Regions from separate parts of the Homo sapiens genome. Here region 1 is linked to region 2. Evidence: chromatin contacts called from ENCODE POLR2A ChIA-PET data. All regions are on one chromosome and are shown on one strand. The core of a region is the stretch at or near the end of the contact, and the rest is flanking DNA. Distances in the headings are between cores, read along the strand shown.

Region 1 (4,844 bases), core at 2,172-4,671, 680 kb after region 2:
TCTTTATTTCTTCCTGTAGATTTGAGTTACTATCTAGTATCATTTCCTTTTAGCCTGAAAGAGTTCCTTTAATTCCTTGTTAGGTGCATTTGCTAGCTGCAAATACTCCTAGTCAGTGTTATCTATCTGGACATGAGTTCATTTCACTGTCCTCATTAAAAGATAGTTTGGCTAAATAGAGAATTCTTGGGCAATAGTTTTTTCTATTAGCACTTGGAATATACCATCTCACTACCTTCTGACTTCCATTGTTTCTGATGAGCAGTTAGTAATTGTTTTGTTGTTCCCCTGTATGAAATAAATCATTTCTCTCTTACTGCTTTGACAATTTTCTCTGGTTTTGAGTTTAACAGTTTGATTAAAATGTGTGTGGGTATGGATTTCATTGTGTTTATTCTGTGCTGAGGTTCATTGAACTTCTAGAATCTACATAAATGTTTTTGTAAAATTTGGAAAGTTGGCCATTTTATTGTAACATTTTTCTTTGCTTCTCTCTCTGTTTCCATTTTTTATGGAACTTCTATTATACTTAGGCTAGTATACTTGATGTCTCACAGATATCTACGACTGTCTATTTTTATTCATTCTTTTTTTCCGTTTTTCAAATTGAATAATTTCCCTTAATCTGTCATCAGGTTCCTGATTCTTTCTTTTGCCACTTCAAATCTCTTGAGCCCACCTAATGAGTTTTTCATCTCAGTTATTGTGCTTTTTAACTCCAGAACTTGCTTTTTTTTTTTTTAGAATTTCTCTCTTTATTGAGATTCTTTATTGAGTCGTTTTTACTCTTTGATTGATTAAACCTGATTTCCTTTAGCTCTGTGAACATATTTATAATAGCTGCCTTGAAATTGAAATCTTTGCTAAGTCTAACAACTGGCCCAATTGTAGATCATATCTGTTGACTGCTTTTTTCTGGAATATGTATCACACTTCCTGTTTCTCTGCATATCTTACAAGTTTGCTGAGGACTGGACATTTTAGATTATACATTGTAGCAGTTCTGGATTCTGATTTCCTCCCTCTCCAGGTTGTTGCTTATTTTTTTTTTTTTTTTTTTTTTTGTAGCTTGTCTACTAAATCTGTATGCTCTGTCTTTGCCATGGTATGTGGCTGCTAATGTTTCTGCTTTTCGTTTGTTTGTTTTTATTTTTAACCCTGGCCTCTCAAGGTTAGCCCCTGTATCTTCGTGATGCAGTGACCAGTGGTTGGTCAGATTATAAGGGCAATGGGACTTGTGTGAGTTTGGGGGCATATCCAAATTTTAGGCAGTTTTCAAGTATACTAGCTTTTACTTTCTGCCAAGCTAACTCATACCTCCTCTAAGTGCGCTGTAGCCACCTCGACAGCCTAGAGATATGTAGAGGGCTAGGGCACTGCCCAGTTTCTCCGTCCTACCCACACTGCCTTCCAGGCAGCCACGGATGCTTGGAGAATTTATCAAGTGCCTCCGTGTCTGCCTCATTTTCTGTTAAATTTCTGGTTAGTTCACTGCATCCAGGACCAAGCGTCAGGCTCTCTAAGCTTCTACCCTTCCTGCTTGTTTGTCGGTTTTTTGGTTTTGTTTTGTTTTTGCTTTTCTTGTATTCTCTCAATCAAGTTAGCCTCTTCCTGCAAAGCTGGTAGAACCACCATGCTGACCAACCTGGTGGGTGAGGGATTGCAGCCCTAGGCAGGAATGCCATGGGCTACCACTGTCCTAACTCAAAATCAGTAGCTATTTTTATGAATAAATTCTTAATTTGTTGTATGCCTTTGGTTGATTTCCAGAGCCCTGATCCTTTTTTTTTTTTTTTTTTTTTTTCCAGTTTTGTTTAGTTTCCTCATTGCCTTTTGAGATGAGGACTGGCCATGCTCCTCATTCTGCTGTATTGTGCTTCTAAAGATAGTTTTCAAGTAACCAAGGTGAGACAGGAGATCAACAAGACTCACCAGTCTGCTGATCAGAACACGATACAAAAAATTAGCCGGGCATGGTGGCACGTGCCTGTAATCCCAGCTACTCTGGAGGCTGAGGCAGAGAATTGCTTAAACCTGGAGGGGCAGAGGTTGCAGTGAGCTGAGATTGCACCACTGCACTCCAGCCTGGGTGACAGAGCGAGACTCCGTCTCAAAAAGAAAAAAATAACAGCTAGAACTAGGAATTATAATATATTTGCATAAGATACTCCAACCAGCACCAAGACAGTTTACAAATGATGCCATGGCAATGATCTGGAAGTTACCTTATATGGTTCTGGGAACTCCCCACCCCTTTTCTAGAAAGTTTGTGAATAATTTAGCATATAATTAAGAGTGGGTATAAATACAGCTATCCTTGCAGGTTGCTTTGGGCCACTCTGCCTGTGGGATGGCCCTGCTCTGTCTATGGAGCAGCCATTTGGCTATACGCTGTTGCTCTAATAAATTTGGTTTCTTTCACTGTCAGCTTGCTCTTGAATTGTTTCTTGAGCAAAGCCAAGAGCCCTCCCAGAGTTTCTTGAGCAAAGCCAAGAACCCCCCAATTTTGGGGTTCACCAGCATTATTAGGTTTTCCTCATTTTCATCAAGAATATATTTATAAAGGAAGAAAAGATTTTTTTGTTTGTTTGTTTGAGACAGAGCCTCGCTCTGTCACCCAGGCTGGAATGCAGTGGCACCATCTCAGCTCATTGCAACCTCTGCCTCCGGGGTTCAGGTGATTCTCTGGCCTCAGCCTCCTGAGTAGCTGGGATTACAGGCGCCCGCCACCATGCCTAGCTAATTTTTGTATTTTTAGTGGAGATGGGGTTTCACCATGTTGCCCAGGTGGGTCTTGAACTTCTGACCTCAGGTGATCTGCCCGCCTCAGCCTCCCAAAGTGTTGGGATTACAGGTGTGAGCCACCATGCTCAGCTGAAAGAAATAGTTTTTCAAAATATATTACTGCATAGCTCCCTTAAACATTCATATCTCCAAAAAAGAGATAATTATAAAATTCTCTGAAATGTTCATATTTCAAACATAAGAAGGGATTAAAACAAAAATGTTTTCTTGCTAATAATCAGTCTTTTAAATGTATCTAATCGCTTTTCAAAATTTTAAAATTTAATACTTTCTAAAAATATGCAACTTCTGTAATTATCAGAATCAAGGCACTAAAATTTCTTGGGAAATAGGAAAAAATTTCATTAACAATGTTATAGTAAAACTGAGAACCTTATTTCTAATAAAAATTAAAACATTCACTTAAAAAGGAATATTGAGCCAACGTCTACCTCACTCTTGTAATAATATAGTTTCCTCTATACCTTTGATGTAGGCAAACCCCAGGGTTCTACCAGTTTTGCTGCAAGAGGAAACTGATTTGATTGAGAGAACACAAGAAAAGCACACACATACACACAAATACAGCCCCTGCCCAGCAGCACCATTGGTTACAGTGACCTGGGTGACGGACATGCAGGAAGTCTAGAAGCTCAGATAGCCTGAGGCTGGGTCCTGGCTGCCGCAAACAGACCAGCAAACTAACCAGAAATTTAACAGGAAGTGAGACAGTCACAGAGGCACTTGATAAACTCTACAAGCCTCCATGACGTGTAATTGTTATGACATGTAATTGTCCCAAGGTAGACTTACTGGCTTTTTCTATCGGTAGAGTGGTGGTGGCCATAGGTTGCAAGCATCCTGGCCTCCCAGCTGCCACCTGGTCTAGCTGTTTAAAGAAGTAAGCCAGTGGTCTAGGATTCTTCCTGAATCTTTCAGTTAGAACACCCAAAGCTATTCCTTGTTTTTCAGCCACATAAAGATTGCTGGATCAATCCATTAGGAATGCCTGTTAGCAGGTTCTGTCTCAATTTAAAGGCTCCTGATTATTCCCTTTTAGAGCTTCATAGAGTGGTTTTGCTATGAGCCCAAACCTGGGAATCCAAATCTGGCAGAATCCAGCCATTTTCCCCACAATGTTTTTTTCTTTTTTTTTTCTTCTCTTTTTTTGAGACGGAGTCTCGCACTTTTGGTCCAGGCTGGAGTGCAGTGGCACGATCTCGGCTTACTGCAACCTCCGCCTCCTGGGCTCAAGCAGTTCTCCTGCCTCAGCCTCCCAAGTAGCTAGGACTACAGCTGCATGCCACCATGCCCGGCAAATTTTTTTTTGTATTTTAGTAGAGATGGGGTTTCACTGTGTTGTCCAGGCTGGCCTCGAACTCCTGAGCTCAGGCAGTTCACCTGCCTCTGCCTCCCAAAGTGCTGGGATTACAGGCATGAGCCACTATGCCTGCCCTCCTCGCCTCAAAAAAATTCCTAATTGTTTCTTAGTTTCAAGGGGCTGGAGTGCCAGAATGAATTCTTTTCATTCCTGGGCTAAGTCCTTGTCCCAAGGGTGAGAATGTATCCCATGTATTTAACTTTTTGAACAGAAATTTGGGCCTCGTTGGGGGGGTATACTCAATACCCTCATTTCCCCACAAAATTAAGGACCTGTATTGTATTTTTTTCAGAGTCCTCCCTAGTAACGCTGAAAATTAATATGGTCATTCACATGTTGTAGGAAGGATCCATTTATTAAGCTGTAGTTACCTTATTTCTTTTGCCAATGCATTTTCAAATAAATGAGGATTATCCCTAAAACCTTGAGGGAGGACAGTCCAGGTAAACTGAAATGTAGCAAGAGTGTCTGCATTAGTCCATTCAAAAGCAAAAGTATACTGGAAATATAGTGGGAGTCTGGGTGCAAATGTGTGCTAAAGAAAGTACCCCTTAAGTCTAATACCACGAATCAGTTATCATTTTCAGGGGTCAATATTGTGTAAGAATTAGGAGCTATTGGAGCTATTAGGAGCTAGTAGGAGTCCTTGTATAAGGACTGGGAGTACTGCTTCATTAAC
Region 2 (4,897 bases), core at 1,882-4,381:
CCTACCTAGAGTTATTTGAGAATGAAAGCAGGTATATATGAAAGCACAGAATCAGGCACATATGTGGTACTTAACAAATGTTTTTTCTTCTCTATTCCCTCGTAGGCCTCTTCCCAGTAGTCTCGCAAAGGCATAAGCCAATTTCTTCCCTCAAATCGGTGCTACTGTCTTGCCTACAATGCTCTGTTTTGTCTTCTTCCCCTCACTATTCTCTGCTTTGTTACCTCAGGAAACTTCTAGTGCTTTCTCTAATACTCTGAGGGTATTACAAATTCTTGGAAATGTTTAATTACAGCAGTTTTGAATTTCTAAGGAGCCAAAGGAGACCACAGGTCAGCTGGCATTTTCCCAGTACTGTCCCCACTGGAGGAGGTTAGCACTTTATTTGTGCCTGTGGGTGGGTGTGAATGTGGGCATGGGTAGGTGTTGGGGGGGGTGGCTCTCTCACACAGGCATGGGCTGTGATGTGCTGTGTCCACTCTGGATGTCTGAATTCTGGCTGCAGTTGTCAATAGAATCCATCTAGTGCCAGTCCCTCTCTCAGTACAGTCGGATGGAACCCTTTTACTTTGGACTTACAAAACAACTAAAGGGATGAAGCAGAAAGAACTACTGTTCTGTGAAACTTGCCCCGATTCATCATCAGGCTGTGTGCTCCCTGTTCAGAGACCATGTCCTCTTCTTCTTCTTCTTGTCCTCCAATCACCTTTAGCCATCAGATGCCCAATATTCATCAACCTCATCTAACCTGTTTCCTTGCTGTATCATCCTGGGCAATTTACTCAATGTATTAGCCCGTTTTTGTACTGCTATAAAGAAATGCCTGAGACTGGGTAATTTATAAAGGAAAGAGGTTTAATTGACTCATAGTTCTGCACGGCTAGAGAGGCCTCAGGAAACTTGCAATCATGGAGGAAAGGGAAGCAGTCACCTTCTTTACAAGGTGGCAGGAGAGAGAATGAAAGCACAGGAAAAACTGCCACTTTTAAAAGCATCAGATCTCGTGAGCACTCCTTCACTATCACGAGAACAGCATGGGGAAAACTGCCCCCATGATCCATTGAGTCTTCAGTGGAAGTGGGGACAGATGGTGTTGGGGTTAAGAGTCCTACATTTGGGTGAGCATCAGAATTTCCTGGTGCTTGTAAGAAAGTTAGGTAAGTTACTATTCCAGACCTATGTTCAGGAAAGGGCCTATGCAGTTGGGATTTGAGAATCGGAGCCTGTATTCCGACACCAGCCCTGCACCTAAGTATGGTCTTGGACAACTCTCTGACTTGTGGTTTCTTCACTTGTGGAGTGGAGATAACGGTACGGGCCCTCCCATCTCCCTGCATCATTGTGAGGGTAAAATGAGAAGGACAGGTGCAGGTGCTGATCATGAGTACAGGACACTTCCAGCTCCCTCAGCTATCGGTGTAATCCCCAGCTTGACATGTAGGCAGCTGCATTTTGGGGTCATTTGTGGCCTTGGGGACACAGAACTAATAATCAGGATTTTCCAACAATGTATTCAAATAAAGTCTGATGACTTCCGGCAGCTCTCTAACCATGAAGAATTATAGAACTTTCCTGGTACAGTAATACATTTAGAAAACAAAATAGAATCGCCATCTAAATAACTGAATTTCATTTTTTTTTTCAGGTCTTGATTAGGCATAGAGTTTGTCTTCTTAGGAATTAAGCCCAGAAGAGATAACAGTTCCAAACCACGCAAAAACATTTGTTTGACTAGGCTTTCTAGTAAAACACCACTCATCTTTCCTTCCTTCCTTCCTTCCTTCCAGTCTTTATTTCTTGACTGTGGTTCATCTTCTTTTTAAAAAAATTATCTCTTTTATATTGAGGCTTTCTATAAAGCTTCTACAAGTGCTTTTTGGAAGTAAGTTGGATTTAAGGCACGTGTAAAAGCCTGTGTCTCTCAAATTCCTCTGCCTAGAGTGAAACAGAATCTTAGTGAGAGATACAAAACAGCATTCTCTGGATTTACCCAAATCCATTCTGCAGCTGCTCCAACCACACACATCCTCACATCAAACTCATCCCCTAAAGTCTGGGATTCTCCAGGGATTATCTTACAGATACTGAGCATGACTGCCCACTGCTATGTGTGGCACCTGCTACCTTCTTCCTCACCTGCCTCTGCTTACGGGACTGGGGTCTCCATTGCTGCTGACAACCAAGGCAGCCTTAGAGAGCAGCACGTCTATGCTGGAGCACAGTGGAGGTGCCCACCACCACCACCCATGACACAGCTGCATCTGCACAGGGTCAAGGACACTGACATCAGCCTGGCTTTTGGGGCTGGCTGGTGCTGCTCTTGCCCCCTGCTTCCTGTAACCTAGGGATGCTTTTGTGATGAACTATTTTTGTTTACACTTGTTTTTTATTCCAATACCCTCATCTCAGGACCCAGGCGCAGGACTTCCCAGGACTTCTGGCCCTGGGCGCTGGGCCAGAAGACATCAGAGTGACAGGCACTGTGCTGTTCCTCAAACCCCACCAGGACCACCCCAGTCTCCATTCTAGTCCTGGTCCAGTGCAACTGAACCTAGTAGGTGCTTCTATTTCCCCCTCCTGTGAAGAGAGTCTTTCCTAGGAGACTCCATCACTCAGGTATGCAGACCCACAGGTAGGTTGAGCCACACATCATCCTGGCATTCACAGACTTACATCTAAATCCTAATCAGGGAGAGGAAGAGGACACAGCTATCTTAAGCTCAGGTTCCAGGTACAAAGTAATGAATGGGTAATTGGATAAATTACTGAATAAAAGAGGGAGAGAGAAATGGAATGAAAAGAAAAAGGGAAGGAAGGTAGATAAGTAAAAAGAAGAAAATAAAAGATTCTGGAAAGTAGTTCCTAACCCAAGTTCCAATCTCTCTCTCTCTCTCTCTTTCTCAATCATGATGGGATGGGGAGGGCAGAGGAATATGTTAGGACAGACTCCTCCACTTCCGTTCAAGTACCAATAACTAGATGTAGAAAGAAAGTATGCAAATTAGAAGACTAATGTTCTAAAATGAGTAAGAGCCTATTTGCTCACTCTTGGCTCTTAGGAAACTAGAGAACTCATGGGGAAGGCAGGCAAACAGAAGCAAGATTTCATCAGAACACTGGCCCCTTGTCAATTTATCACTCTGGTGAAACAGCGTGACGCTTGGGATTTCCCCAGAACGTCAAACTGCAATTTTACATGTGCTGCTTGGAAGCAAGCTGTGTAACTTCCTGTAATAAGGATTTCAAGTATTCAAGCAATAAATCTGAGATGCCAGAGCCTCTCTTAACACTGTCCTGTAGCTCAGCAACTCCAAATTAGCACAGCTCCACACATCCAAAGCCTGGAAAGGGTGGAAGATGAATATGAACGGACAGATCCCTCATGCTCACCCTTGGTGGTGAATTGAGTCATCAGCTGAGTATGGAAAGGAGTGGGGAACAAGCTCACAGGCTCTTTGTCTCCTTCGACTTTTGTTTCACATTTGCCAGGAGGTAAGGCCTTCATACCTGCAGCTGGGTCAAGTATCTGGAAACACGTGGGCTGCCAGCAGAGCCACTTCATGTCAGCATCAGAGTACAAAGTGAGTGTGAGACTGAGTGAGAATGTGAACTGCCAGGGTATTCCTACCCGTGTGGCCCAGGCCTGGCTGCAGGGAGGGCAAAGTCTGGCTGCAGGGAGGGGAAAGGTCAGCTACAGGTCCCACCACACATGTCCTCCAACTGCACTTTCCTTGTTCTAGCTTGGCATCAGCCCACCTTGCTGTGTGCCTTGCATGCCTCCTTCCTCTTCCTTTAGGAGGGGATAGAAGGGTCCAGCTGAGGATAAATACAACAATCAAGTCTTAGATAGCATTTGACAGCTATTTGATGAATGAATAAATAATAGATGCATAAATAAATGAATGAACAAATAAGCCAACAACTGGGTGTCAACAGGCAGACACGCACATTTTACAAATAGGTATTTCCCTACTTCTCCAGCGTGATAGAGTGGAGATCAATGGCTTTCACAATATCTTGTTAAACCTGAAAGTTTAACGAAAATATTCTCTTTTACTGAGTCCTTGTTAAATTAAAGAAAATTAGAAACAGCTACATATAGCCAGGGTAGGGGAAGGGGATGGTTGGGTAAGAAACCGAGAAACTTGAAGAAGGGGAGCAGATCATTCTGGTGGAGTAGGGACACCTGCCTTACCTGCACTCAAACATTCCCAAGTGTCGACTCCCAATTCCCAGTGAAGGCTGGAGGGGTGATGTTAATACCTCACACTGATAATCCACAGTGCCTCTCCTCAGGGTCCGCTGACTCTGACACCTTTCCCTTCCCCACTCTCCTCCCTCTTCCCTTCTAGCTCAAAGTTTGGGTGAGACTGAAAAGCCAATCTGGCTCCCACTTGCAGAGGAATCAAGGCCCCCAGAGTTTCAGAACCCAGAGGGCCCTTCGCTTAACACAGCACCTTCCTGAGAACTAGAAACAGGCGTCCCGATGGTAGTCACAGCTTCACAGGTGCATGGGGAAGTGAATGAAGATGTTGCCTTGTGTTAATTAGAAAAATATTCAATATCAGTCCTGGTCCTGGCGGGAAACAGATGACACAGTCAAAGTGGATAATGAAGGAAAGTGTGAGGGGAAGGCACCATTTACAAAGACGTGGGTGGGATTTAGGCAAACCTGCAAGGAATGGTATGGTATCCTGGGGCTAGCAACAGTGGGGAGCCCTGAGAGACAAGGAGAGAGAGAGCCCTGTACTGAGACAAAGCAAGAACTGTAGCTTTGGAAGCTGTGACCTTCAGAAAGGGAGAGAGACAATCAATGGCCCTCAGTAAGGAGAGGAGCCAAGAGAAACGCTCTTCCCTTTGCTCTCCTGCCAGCACCCCCAACGGTGGAACTCAGCCA

What was found. ChIA-PET counts read pairs that join two places held with the same protein, here RNA polymerase II (POLR2A).
Region 1: POLR2A ChIA-PET joins it to region 2 with 11 read pairs in activated naive CD4-positive, alpha-beta T cell. The contact joins two enhancer-like sites. POLR2A ChIA-PET finds 5 or more read pairs at or near these places in 3 of 52 experiments (AG04450, Panc1 and activated naive CD4-positive, alpha-beta T cell).

Annotation. Positions count from the first base shown.
Region 1 is chr7:107,100,095-107,104,938 of GRCh38, forward strand. All of the region lies in intron 2 of PRKAR2B (protein kinase cAMP-dependent type II regulatory subunit beta), which reads left to right. Among named protein-coding and RNA genes, the nearest start is that of PRKAR2B-AS1, 23 kb to the left of the region's middle. Within about 2 kb of position 3,422, at least 4 of the 41 ENCODE cell types and tissues checked have a DNase peak (open chromatin) inside an H3K27ac peak, as active enhancers do.
Region 2 is chr7:106,422,005-106,426,901 of GRCh38, forward strand. No RefSeq gene overlaps it. Among named protein-coding and RNA genes, the nearest start is that of NAMPT-AS1, 140 kb to the left of the region's middle. RefSeq lists enhancers at 2,751-3,950, 3,334-3,433. Within about 2 kb of position 3,132, at least 21 of the 41 ENCODE cell types and tissues checked have a DNase peak (open chromatin) inside an H3K27ac peak, as active enhancers do.